Linked DNA regions of Homo sapiens: region 1 is linked to region 2. A link is a contact called in ENCODE Hi-C or POLR2A ChIA-PET data. All regions are on one chromosome and are shown on one strand. The core of a region is the stretch at or near the end of the contact, and the rest is flanking DNA. Distances in the headings are between cores, read along the strand shown. Region 1 overlaps LOC124901750 (a long non-coding RNA gene). Region 2 holds the start of AKR1B15 (aldo-keto reductase family 1 member B15).

Region 1 (6,694 bases), core at 146-2,645, 220 kb after region 2:
TCACTCTGTCACCCAGGCTGGAGTGTAGTGGCACGATCTTGGCTCACTGCAACCTCTGCCTCCTGGGTTCAACCGATTCTCCTGCCTCAGCCTCCCATGTAGCTGGGACTACAGGCCACCACACCCGGCTAATTCTTGTACTTTTAGTAGAGATGCAGTTTCACCATGTTGGCCAGGCTAGTCTCGAACTCCTGACCTCGGGTGATCCACCTGCCTCAGCCTCCCAAAGTGCTGGGATTACAGGCATGAGCCACCGCACCCGGCCTCCTCTTTTCTTTATAAATTGCCCAGTCTCAGGTGTTTTTAGCAATGCTAGAATGGCCTAATACATCAGGACTGAGAAAAGTTTTAGTACAGAGAAGCTACTTCATAAATGTTTATTGTGTGTAAGTAGATGAGCAGTTAGTTCGCAAAGCAGCTTCATATGCATTTTATTTCATTTAATTCTTACTTCTGTCCTGTGAAGTAGGTATTATTGGTTTCTAGGGGAGAGATCAAGCCTGGACCTGGGAGGATGCCCATGTTTAGGGAAAAGAAAGCACAAGAAGAAAATGTCAAGAGGCCAGAGAGATAGGACGATAGGCTAGACACTGGCGTCAGGAGCCACCAAAGACGAAGAGAGAAGCAAGAGGAGTTAGGGATCGTGGCGGGCAGACAGGGAGGGAGGAAGGGAGGCTGAAGACAAAATGGCCATGGATCAAGAGCTGAGGTCATGGACAAAGAATGGGGAGGGGCTGCTTCATAAACTAATCATTTGGAGAAATTTGACACTAAGAGGAAAGAGAAGACTGGAGCTAAAAGAAACAAGAGTCAGTCAAAGGTATTTTCACCCCAACCCTTGGACATGTTTACAGACAGAGAGGAGGGACCAACAGAGAGACGAAAGAGCAGGAAGCAGCGTGAGGTGAAATGAAGCTGAAAGGCCCAGTGAGGGTTCAGAAAGGGACCAGACCGCGAAGCTGCAAAGATATTTCAGTTCTCCCTCGTGTACACACACTCTCTCTCTCTCTGTCTCTGTGTGTGTGTGTGTGTGTGTGTGTGTGTGCGTGTGTGACATAAATCCATCAAACCTCAGCAGAGCTTGATCAGTGGTTAGACGCATCTATATCACACAGTTTGCTTAGTCCAAACAGCCATTTCTCCCCAGTTATCGCCAGACGCAGCAATCTCTTTAAAAATATTTTTCCGATCTTAAAAATAGTCTATCCCCCAAGAGAAATCTCTAGCTTCTTGCCTCTCAGATGACAGTCGGCTAGGCCAAAGCTACAGAACCTCACCCAAAATAGATCAAATATTTTAAATGTTTTCTTATTTGCGCCCCTCACAAGTATGCCTGCAATGCAAAGCCAATTATAAGATTGGCTTTTTTATTTTTATTTTTCTGAAATGAGTGAAGTGTGTGTTTTCTGGTTAGGAGGGGAGGCCAGGCCTCACCAAACAGTCTTGGTTGGATTTCAGACAGGCTTCCTTGAGCATGAACGGGAAGAGGAAACGTGCATGGCTGGGTAAGCACGTGCAGACGTGCAGAGCCAAATGGTCTCTCTCAGGACTTGCCATCCTGGAGTCCATCTCTGGTGCCTGTCAGAGCTTCCCCATTAGAACAGCAGTTCTCTAGAGGCACACACCGTGTTTCTGATTATATGAAAGTGACAGTGACAAGATTAGAACAAGGACAGAACCTAACACTAAGCCTTGCAGGTAACAGATGCTCAGATGTTGAGTGAATAAATGAATGAATAAACAAATGAATAGCTGAGAAAACTCTAGCCACAGCTTTGCATGACTCAGATACCCATTGGAGACTGGGAGAAATTTCTGGAAACTTTTTGCTTTCTCTAAGCTTAGAGCAAATCCAACAGCAATGAATATGGGTGGACTGGGAAGGGTGGAACATGGAGACATCCAGTCATCCTCTATAGCTCAGGAAATAAGGAGACAGAGACTTCCTATAGGAAGGCTGAGGGGATGGCCAGTCCTGTTCCATGGAAGTGAGAAACAGTACCATTTATCTCAGGAGCTCCTTCATCTACACTGGGTCTTCTCTGATCATGTCCTCTTTCATTTTGTCAGGTCCTCAGCCTTATTCCGGACCATCAGTGCCCTTCTTCTTCCACCTGCCGCTCCAGGAGACTGGCCCCATCAAAGTGGGTCAGTGCAGGCTCTCATTTCATCTGCACCCTACTGATAAAACAGGTGGCACCAAGTGCTGAGCAGGTGCTAAGCAGGCTGTGGCTTAAGTTATTACTCCTTAAAGAGTGACTATTGATGTTATGGTGTCAAAGCCTTTGTACAAATGTGTGACTAAGCTGAGGACCTCACAGTCAGGGCAGGTCCATTCTCCTGCTAGTTGGGCTGGCCCCAAGTGAGCTACTCTGTTGGCCTGAGGACAAAGAAGCACAGTGGCTTTTCCCGATGTCATAGGAACATCGGAGAAGTAATCTAGAGGACCAGATTGCTAGTTCTCTGGGGGGAGAATGTCTCATTTATATTGCAATTTTTTAAAAAAAACAAAACAACAAAAAGCTTAAGAATAACACAACAAACAGCTGTGTACATACTCTGCAGTGTTAACAGATGTAATTTTTTTTCATAATTGCTTAAGATCCTCTTTTATGCATTGCTGATATATTTTAAATTTCTTAATTTCAAGAGCAGTACCATTCCCCTCTCTCCCTCATGGCCAACAACTATCTTAAATTTGATGTGGTTCTAGTCCATTCTCATATGCATTCTTAAATGATTCATACAAATGGAATAATTCCAATTGCAACCTGCTTCTTTTTTCCCACTCAATATGCTTCTGAGTTTCAGGTACATCTAGGTCATTCATTTTAGCTATTATGTATAATACCCCATCCTATTCCATATATAATATGGTATTAGCTATTATATATTTTTATAATTATACATATATTTATATAATTAGATATTTAGCTATTATGTTATATATCATGGTTTCTGTAGCCTCTCCCCTGTCAATTGCTATTGCAGCATTTTTAACAATGTTTTTACTACTGCAAACAATGCTCGAATGAGCTTCCTTTGACATGTCTCTTGGCTTAAGAGTGTGAGGGCGTCCCAAGAGGATATACCTAGAAATGGGATTACAGAATATAGATGTGCATACTGAAAGTCACTAGATATTGTCAAATCACTCAACAAAGTGAATGCACCAATCTACTTTCCTATCCAAAATGTATAAGAATTTGTACATCATCAACAACGTTTAGTTTTGCGTGATTAAACTTTTTTTTTCTTTACCAATCTGGTTGTCATTGTTTTAACTTGCATTTTTCTGATGACTAATGAAATTGAACATCATTTCAAGGCTTTTGACCTTTGCAGTGTTCTCTAAGTGGACTGTTTATCCTATGCCTATTTTTTATTGGGTTTTCTCTTATACACACACTCTCTCTCTCTGTGTCAGTTGATTTGTAGGCATTCCTTGATAGTCTAGATTTTTTTTTTAAGATGGAGTCTTGCTGTGTTGCCCAGACTAGAGTGCAGAGTGCAGTGGTGTGATCTTGGCTCCCTGCAACCTCCGCCTCCCGGGTTCAAGCAATTCTCCTGCCTCAACCTCTTGAGTAGCTGGGATTACAGGCATGCGCCAACATGCCTAGCTAATTTTTGTATTTTTAGTAGAGACAGCGTTTCACCATTTTGGCCAGGCTGGTCTTGAACTCCTGACCTCAGGTGATCCTCCTGCCTCGGCCTCCCAAAGTACTGGGATTGCAGGTGGGAGCCACCATGTTCTGCCAATAGTCTAGATTCTAATTCTGTGTTTTAAACATTGAAAATGTTCTCTTGGCTTCTCTTTTCCCTTTGTAGATGGTGGCTTTTTTTGAACAGAAATTTTTATTTCTTGATGTAACCAAATTTTTTTCTTTAGTTTAACTCTCACTTAATATTTATAAATATTAATTACCTTTCTCTTTGTAAAAAGAAAAAATGCTCTCAAACCTTAGTGGCTTACAACAGCAAACATTTGTTTCTTGCTCCCGTCACATGAGGCCTGGGAAATAGTAGCTCTGCTGGTGTTGACTGGACTCACCGGCCCAGCCCCGCTCCATGTGTCTTCTTATTCTGGAAACCAAACTGCAGAGCAGCCACTATCTGGGGAGGATTCGTTTCCTGTGCTGCTATTACAAATTACCACAAACTGGGTGACTTAGAGCAATGCACATTTCTTCTCTCACAGTTCTGGAGGCCAGGAGTACAAAATCAAGGTGTCAACAGGGTCGTTGGCTTTTTCTGGGGCCCTGAGGGAGACTGCACCCCACGCCTCCCTTCCAGCTTCTAGGGGTCACTGGCAAGCCTCAGCATTCCTTGGCTTGTAGGTGTGTCGCTTCCATCCCTGCCTCTGTATTCACCCCCTCTTCTCCTCCGTGTCTTGTGTATCTCAAATCTCCCTGTCTTTTTCTTATAAGGCCACTTATGGTTGGATTTCAGGCCCACCTGGACAATCCAGTATGACTTCATATTGAGATCCTTAACTATATATACAAAGACCCTATTTCCAAATAAGGTCCTATATGTTTGGATGAACATATTGTCAGGGGGCACTGCTCAACCCACTGCATGGGGGAATGCTGTTATCATAGCAAAGGGCAGGTGTTCAAGGCAAAAGCAAACATGTGACGCCTCTTTAAGCCTCCCCCATGGACAGGCACGCCGTCACCTCTGGCCACGTTGCACTGCTCAAGGCAAACCACATGGTCAAGTCCGCCTACTTAGAGTGCTGCAAGGAATTCCATTAAAAGAGGAAGTGAATCGGGTAACAATAACCCAATCTATCACAAGCTGTATTGTTTGAAAAGTTAAATAATACTATATGACTTTTAACAAAAGCAGGAGTCCTCCACACCACCCCTTCCTTCAACTGCCTCTTCCCCTGAGCAATGGCTCTCAGCTCCTTCTCAGCCTCCTTTTCTGGGCTGTAAATATTGGGGTGTTAGCTCCCACATCTCCGCTCTTTTCTGTCTGCACTCCCTCAGGTAACTCATTCCTGGTTTTAAATCCTATCTAAAAACTGAGGATTTGCAAATGTGCATCTCAAGCCTGGATCCCTTTTCTGAACACCAGATTTGCATATGACACTCCCTCCCCTCTTAACATCTTAACATGCCTGAAATATGTCTAATATGATTTCCACCCCTCCCTGCAAATGTCCGTCCCCCTCAGGGGTGCCCGTTCTATTCAATAGCACTCCCATTCACTCCATTATTCAGACCATAACAGGAGACACTCTTGATTCCTCTCTTTTTCTCACAGTCCTCATCTAAGCCATCAGTGAATCTCCATGTCCTAGAATTAAATGCTCTCTCAGCTCCCAAGCACCGCTGCCCTAGCCCACAACAGCACCTGTCACCTGGGAGGGGGCAATCACCTCCTGTTTCTGCCTCTGGCAATCTCGCCCCTATTCTAGACAAGGTAGACACAGTGCTTTTTTTTTTCCTGCCTCAAACTCTTCCAATGACCTTCCATCTTAGAACAAGCCCCGCAGTACTTACCACGGCTAGAAGCCTCTGGATGGCGGATCTGGCCACTGGCTCTCACTCCTCCCCAAGTCCCCCTGGGCTCGTTGCTATTTATTTAATATGCACTTGCTGTCTTGCCTTCTGGAAGGCTTTTCCTTCATGTAGTCTCACTGCTTGTTCCTTGACTTTATTCATGTCTCTGTTGAAAACCTTCTTCAGAAAAGACTACCCTGTTTCTCCCTATTCCTTTACTCTTTTTTTAAATTTTTTTATAGCGCTTACCACTGCCTGACATTATATATTCATGTGTTAACTAATGTGTATATCTGCCTCCCTCCATCAAAATGTATCTTGTTCACAACATCTAGAACAGGCCCTGGCATGTGGTAGAAACTCAGTAAATATTTGTTCAGTGAGTGAATCAAAGAATAAATGAACTTTTTTTTTTTTTTTTTGAGACAGGGTCTCACTCAGTCACTCAGGCTGCAGTGCAGTGGTGCAAACATGACTCACTGTAGCTTCGACCTCCCAGGCTCAGGTGACCCTCCCACCTCACCTACTGAGTAGCTGGGACTACAGGTGTGCACCACCACACCTGGTTAATTTTTTAGACTTTTTGTAGAGATGAGGTTTCAGCATGTTTTCCAGGCTGGCCTCAAACTCCTGGGCTCAAGCGGTCTGCCTGCCTCAGCCTCCCAAAATACTGGGATTATAGGAGCAAGCCACCGTGCCCAGCCTTACTGTTCTTTTAGGCATTTATTTCCACGAGCCTAAACAACATACTAATTCTGCTATTTATTACATTTTCAATAGTAGACATTATCTATGATTTCTTGCTGAAGAAAACGAAGGTTTGGCTCTCCTCCCCAGCATCATCCTACTAACATGGTCTTGCCTGCTATCCTCTGAATCTAATTACATCATCTTTGTTTTGGTAAAAATCAATGTGCAATATTTACATTCTTACGATTGTGGTAAATTTTTCTTACAGTTGAACTATATGGTATCCAATGATTACTTTTCCTTTCTTGTACAAATTTTTTTAAATTATAATGACCTCAATCTTACATTTGCTTATTTTCTGTGTACTTATTGCAAGTGCTTTTGCCAAGAATACATTGAATAATCTGTCTACCTCACTTTTCCTTAAAACATTCCTCCTGGCATCCACTGCTGCCGTCTCTAATGGTTGTTTCTTAATGAGCCATACAGCTATT
Region 2 (6,806 bases), core at 1,404-3,903:
GCCAACCAGGATTAGTTTAGATTGTACGACCTGACCCTGGCCAATGGAGAAAGGGTACAGGGGCAGTACTTGTGTCAGGAGTAAAGGCTCTCGTGCCCCTTTTTCAGGTGTGCTCTCATGGCGACTGGACAAGGAGGCACCTCTCTGCGCAGAAGTAAAATTGCTTTGCTAAGAATCCTTTGTTCAAGTGTTCAATTTCCTTAAGATTTTGAGCGTTATTCCTAACAGTTCTGGAGCCCAACTTTGGGGCTCGAATCTTCTCCTTTGGGAAGGGGGCCTTCGGTCACCCCACCCGGAGGGGACGCATCCTACTGTCTAGTTACCGTGCCCCTAGGTTGAGGGAGATCAGGGCCCCCCCCCCGCTTTGTGACAAATAAGTCTGGATCTCAGCAAAGCGGGGAGGAGAAGCTTGCAAGACCGCAACAATAAGAGGACCAGGAAATTCTTGTGCATGGAATAAGGTAGGAGACTTGGCGAAGGTGACAAAGTATTTCCCAGGTGGTTGGGATAAGCTGGAGGCTGACAGTGTATGAATGGGACTTAGTATGGTGGTTATGTGGAGTGAGTGAGTCTTCTCTATGGCCTCATGCTGCCATCTGTCAACTAGAGTCAGGAACAGACAGAGTAGACAAAGAGGAAGGGGGAGGGTAGAAATCCAAACAGGTTGGGTTGGAGCCTTTCCCCAAAGCCTCAGTAAGCCTCCAGGAAGGGGGAGGGTAGAAATCTCACAGGAGGGGTTGGGCCTCCTCCCCATAATCCCTAAGATGGGGAACGTTTCAAGTAAGACAGGAAAACTAAAGAGTCTAGAGAGTGATGAATTTCCTTCTGATAGCCCCTTGGGGCTTATGCTAAAGTATTGAAAAAATAATAAGAGAACCAAGTATAAACAAAAACAGCAGATGATAGAATATTGTTGTTTTATTTAAGTTCGAGAACCCATCCTTAAGCCCTCACTTTTCTGGCCAAAATTTAAGTCTAATGAAGAGCGAATTTGTCAGCTGTTAATCAAATATGTTAACAGTAAGAGCCCTGTGTCCCAGGAAAAATCGATTACGCCCTCTGCTGGCGGCAGGGACCAGTTCTCCTTTACCCTTTAGACTCTGGAGGGAGAAAATCAGAAACCAACCTTTCTAAAAAGGAAAGAGTTCCCATGCCTAGACAACCCATACCTACCAAGACATGGGATCCTCTAAATCACCTTCCTTCCTTCAGCGCCCCCAATCCTGCCCCTTTGGTTCCCCTCTCAGGTCCCTCCGGCTGTGGTTTCAGGTTACTCCCCAGCTGTTTCAGGCCACGCCCCAGCCTGTGCTGTCCCTTCAGCTGAGGTTTCAAGTTACTCCCCAGCCGCTTCAGGCCACAACCCACCAAGTTAAAACTATATTAAATCAAAACGCAAGGAGGGAGATTACCAACTCAAAAATTTTAAAATATGAGGCTATCTTTCTGGGAAAAAGGTGATTTAATATTAAGTACTAATAATTCACTTTATTCAGCAGGCTCTTTAACGGGGGATCCAAACGTAAAACGAGAGAGCACGCGTGTTTAAATCGAATTAATTACCATACGAAAGTTCAACCAGACTTAGGAAAAACTCCCTTCAAGACAGGGTGGCACTTATTCATAGATGGAACCTCCCAGGTGATTAAAAGAAAGAGACATAATAGGTATTCAGTGATTAATGGAAAGACTGTTAAAAAAGTAAAATCAGGAAGGGGGTCTAATAATTGGTCTGTCCAAGGGTGTGAACTGTTTGCACTCAGCCAAGCTTTAGGACATTTACAAAACCAAGAAAATCTATCTATACTGACTCTAAGTATCCCTCTGGGGAGGCACACACATTTGGGAAAATTTGGATGGAGAGGGCTCTTATCAATAGTAGAGGCCAAGATTTAGTTCATAGAGAACTGATGCTCGTGTCCTCAACAATCTCCAATTGCCAGAAGAGATAGCTATTGTACATGTCCCAGGGCACCAAAACGACTCGCCTTTCACAAGTCCAGGAAATAATCTTGCAGATCAAATTGTGATACCCTATCTTGTTTTATCCTGATTGACTCTTTCTTAGCTGAGAGAGTCAATAGCTTGGGAGACTCAATTGAGAGTCAATATCGAGAGAGTCAATAGCTGAGAGAGTCTTAGCTTGGTTTCTTCGCTTGCAGCCCCTTGTCCCCCTCCTTAAGGACATAACTGGTGCAAGCTGACTCCAAGCACATCCAAGAATGCGCTTATTGATAAGATACTGAGGCAAGCTGTACCAGCAGCTCCTGGGAGCACACTTGGTTGGTGGTATCCAAAGCCCCTGCTTTTATCACTTTGGGATACTTTAAGCCCCTGCACCTGGAACTGTTTATTTTCCTGTAACTGTTTCTGTAACCATTTATCTTTTAATTTTTTCCTGTTCTGCTTCTGTAAAAAATTGCTTCAGCTAGACTCCCCCTCCCCTCTTTAGGCCAAGGTATAAAAAGAACTCTAGCCTCTTCTTCCGGACCGAGAGAATTTCAAGCTCTAGCTCTTTCTCAGTCGCCAGCAATAAAGGACTCCTGAATTAGTCTCAGAGTGTGGCATTCTCTCTATGACTTGCTCGGTTACGACATTTGGAAGCCCCAGAGAGATTCGCCACCGGGTGAAGACCTGACTCATTCCGGGCTTCCCCAGACAGACAGCTGGCTTACAGGGCCACCTGAAGACGTTCCAGGGCTCCACAGGCCACTGTCTTCTGGAGGGGAACGGATCGACTGCCGGTGCGCCCAGCCAAATTCAACTCCTGAGTCCTCAGTCTCTAGTCCCGGGAAGGTAAGTCAGATCTGACTCTGTCTCTCTGGGAGGGAAACGGCCCTGACGAAGGTCCTCCCTCAGACTCTGTCCATGCTCCAGGACACTGGAGGACAGAGTCCTGGTTTCTGTCAGGATTCTCTGTTAAGTCTAGTCTCTCTCTCTCTCTATCTCTTCTCCCTCTCTCATTCAGGTCTCCGGGAGATCTCTGTTTTAGAATGGGTATAAAAATTGTAATAAACTCTGAGTGAGTGAGTGAGTGAGTGAATGTGGAGTTCAAGGGCTTGCGCTTGAATTTCCAGTTTGTAGCTCCAGGGTGAAAGCTAGGGAATTCGAGAAGGCCCTCACCTGTGGTTCCGTGGTGACCTCATAAGGCTTAGGGCGGCATCAGGCATAGCTCGATCCAAGCCAGGGGTTTATACCAGCCTGCCAATGCCAAGAGGAGCCTAAGTCCCCGAAAGGGGAGCAGCCAGGAGGGCATCTGACTGATCCCATCACGGGACCCCCTCCCCTTGTCTGTCTATAAAAATTGCCATGCTTGTTTATATACCCCAGTGCCTATTGTCCTGTTTAGTGTCTGTCTAAATTTCATATGTCGGATCGTCGATACTGCCCAAAATGACTGGGCAAGGACTTCTTCAAGGTCCTTAGTACAGATTTTCTATCCCAGGAGGTCAAATTCCTCATTAGTCGGTTGGGCTGGCCATCCCAGTCCTGCCTTTCCTGTCAGAAACAAATTAGGTGTTGTTATGGGGAAGGGTGTGGAAGACATTCACCCGTTTAGGATTTCTGGCACCATAAAGATTGCTGGCGTTTGGATTGCCATACCCCACGCCCCAACGACTGGTCCACCTTCTCCTTAGACCAGTGGTGGATCCAAAATAGCCACCCTGCTGACCTCCTTACTCACCTTTTCTGTCATCCCATAACTTTTCCCATGCCCTTAAATAAGGCACTGTGCAGAGAAACCTACACCCATACTGCTCTACTCTGTCTGGACTCTTATTTTACCTCTTTTGGCTACTCTCCAACCTTTAGGGAAATCCAAGTGGCCCCTTTCCTCCTCATCCCCATCCCTTACCCTGCACATCTCATTTTCCTGTGTTGCAGCAAGTCCAGCGTCTCTAAGACTTGGCTGTGTTCTCCCTCCTTAAACCCGTGAAGGAAAGGACCGAGTTTGAACATTTTGCTTTCGAGTCGTGGAGACACCAAAGTTATTTGGGATATAAGTCAAGAAGGGGGGGTCACCTAAGTCCCACTGGCTGAGGATCCCTTGGACCCACCTCTTATCCTCTCCATAGATCTCGAAGCTTGAGGAGACAGACCTTATGTGGCAAGAAATATTGGCTATAGTTGTTTTCCTACTTCTTCTAGCTATAATACTTCTGTTCTTCTGATACCATAGCCTCCCAGGCCGTGAATATCTTTGTCCATGCTGGGTTTAATATTTTTGTTCAAACCTTGTTAATTGCCTCCAGAATAGTAAACTCTTCTTCCCGGCCCCATAAAGATTGGAGTCCTCTCCAGTGTATGTTGCAGAATTTCTCTCTAGGCTTCTCAGATGATTACGGGGTCCGCCTTAAAAAAGGCAAACTCTGGACACTCTGCGAAGTAGAATGGCCAAAGTTTGGAACTGGGTGGCCCCCAGACGGGTCACTACACTTCACAGCTGTTCAGGCTGTGTGGTGGGTCGTTGTTGGAACTCCCGGTCACCCCGATCAGTTTCCCTACATTGATCAATGGCTAGATTTAGTCCAGAGCTCTCCTTCATGGCTCCACTCGTGATAAAACTCTGTAGCCATTCGTGATCCTACCTCCAAGGTCCTTTTTAGCCAGACCTCACTTTTGCCTCCACCCTCAGCTCCCTCGATTCCTCCTGTACTGCCTCCTTCTGAAGAAGAGGAAAGTTTTCTTCACCCATTTCCACCACCCTATAACCCTCCTCCTCCCCCAGAATCTTCCCTTGTCTCCTCAACTACATCCTCTGTGGCCTCTCTGCCTATATCCTCCCAATTATGGCCTCAGCCGGAGGAGGTGGCCCCGCTCCTCCCACTGACAGAGGCCCAAATCCCTTTGGGCAGTGGGCGTTGTGCTCCATTTTTAGTTTATGTCCCCTTCTCTACTTCTGACCTGTACAACTGGAAGGCTCATAATCCCCCCTTTTCTGAAAAGCCCCAGGTCTTAACCTCACTGATGGAGTCTGTGCTCCAGACTCACCGGCCCACCTGGGATGAGTGTCAGCAACTCCTTTCATCCCTTTTCACCTCTGAAGAGAGGGACCATATCTGAAGAGAAGCCAGAAAGTATTTCCTTACATCAGCCAGCTTTTAGAGATAGCCCAGAGAGTTTTCGACAATCGAGAATTTGAAAAGCAAAAACAGGTAGCTCAGGCAGCTGAAAGGGCTGCAGACAAAGCATCAAAAAGACAGGCAAAAAGCTTAGTGGCTGCCATCCAAGAAGCCAAAAAGGAAGGGCCCCCATCACAGAGCACTGACCAGGGGACCCCGAGTCCCCACCAGGAAGGCCAGAAACGTGAGAGGACTCCCCTATAAAGAAACCAATGTGCTTCTTGCAAGCAGATTGGACACTGGAGAAAGGAATGCCCATTAAAGCCAGAGGAGAAACCAGAAAAGAAAAAGGTCCTCACCCTGCCCCGCAGCAGAGGAATCTGATGATTGACGGGGCCAGGGCTCTTTGTCACTTGGCCCCGGGAACCCATGGTGACCACCACAGTGGGGGGCCAGCCTGTACGCTTCCTAATTGACACCGGGGTGGAACACTCAGTACTCCAGACACCCTTAGGCAGTGTCTAATAAAAAGGTTGCTGAGTAAAGGGCTACTGGAGCTATTCAGGAATATCCTGTCACCCACTCACGAGAGGTGAGTTTAGGACAGAAAAGAGTAACCCACTTGTTCCTCGTGGTCCCAGAGTGCCCCTTCTCCCTCCTCGGATGAGACCTGCTTCATAAGCTACAGGCGTCCATCTCCTTCTCGGCCCAACAAACTCACCTCATGTTAGGGGACACAATGCCCCCTACTGCTCAGCTCCTGCTAACCACCCTTCGGTCAGAGGAATATCTCTTAGTTTCACCCTCACAACTGCCGGAGAATAAAAGTAATCCTCTCCTACTGGCTTTACAGACTCTGTTTCCTCATACCTCCCAGGACTGGCAAACCACCATCTGCCAGCTGTTGTAGAACTCCTGGCCACCACCCTGCCGGTCCAGGTCAAACAATATCCTATGATTCTGTGGGCTATAGAGGGAATTAATCCTCATATTCAGCAACTATTACAAGCTGGTATACTCACACCATGTGAGATCGCCTGGAATATTCCATTTTTGCCGGTCCAGAAACCCGGAACAAATGATTACCAGCCTGTACAGGACTTGCAGGAAGGTAACAAGCAGACAGTCACTGTCCATCCAACTGTCTCTAACCCTTATACTTTACTCAGCCTGCTCCCACCAGAACATATGGTGTACACTGTCCTTGACTTCAAGGATGCTTTTTTTTGCTATTCCTCTGGCCCCAAAAGTCAACCTATCTTTGCTTTTGAACAGACATATCCTGGCTCGGTAGACACCACCCAATTAACCTGGACTTGGTTACCCCGAAGTTTTAAAAATTCCCCCACCCTTTTTAGGGAAGCCCTCCAACAGGATCTTTTACCATTCTGAGCCAGTCACCCTAACTGCACTCTTCTCCAGTATGTAGACGACCTGTTATTGGCTACTGAAACTACTGACAGCTGCCTGCAACATACTACGGACCTACTTTACCTCCTTCAGGAATTCGGGTATCAGGTCCCAGCCAAGAAGGCCCAGCTTTTTCTTCCCAGCATTTCCTACCTAGGGTATGAGACAAATGAAGGAAAAAGGGCACTCACCAGTGCTCGAAAGGCAGCCATCCTTCAAATCCCCACTCCCACCACTAAGAGACAGGTACATGAATTCCTGGGCACCGTGGGATATGGTCGCCTATAGATATTGGGGTTCATGGAAATTGCCAAACCCCTGTACACCACTACTGGA

Evidence for each region. A loop is a pair of places that touch in the nucleus more often than their neighbours do. ChIA-PET counts read pairs that join two places held with the same protein, here RNA polymerase II (POLR2A). Pooled maps may share reads with other maps.
Region 1: a loop to region 2 is called in a pooled map, with 4 times the contacts of the local background. The contact joins the enhancer-like site here to the promoter of AKR1B15 in region 2. A Hi-C loop is called at or near these places in 1 of 37 single-sample maps with no recorded cell type and 6 of 50 pooled maps. POLR2A ChIA-PET finds 5 or more read pairs at or near these places in 2 of 52 experiments (activated CD4-positive, alpha-beta T cell and activated T-cell).

What each region holds. Positions count from the first base shown.
Region 1 is chr7:134,766,181-134,772,874 of GRCh38, forward strand. The region is part of intron 1 of LOC124901750 (a long non-coding RNA gene); the gene reads right to left. It also overlaps a transcript of CALD1 not described here. Among named protein-coding and RNA genes, the nearest start is that of CALD1, 10 kb to the right of the region's middle. Within about 2 kb of position 1,396, at least 6 of the 41 ENCODE cell types and tissues checked have a DNase peak (open chromatin) inside an H3K27ac peak, as active enhancers do.
Region 2 is chr7:134,546,457-134,553,262 of GRCh38, forward strand. It overlaps AKR1B15 (aldo-keto reductase family 1 member B15), which reads left to right and starts at 2,654. Exons shown (of 12, transcript NM_001080538.3): 1 at 2,654-2,793. LOC105375520 (a long non-coding RNA gene) reads right to left here. Exons shown (of 3, transcript XR_928005.3): 2 at 6,555-6,623; 3 at 901-6,160. RefSeq lists an enhancer at 2,665-2,724.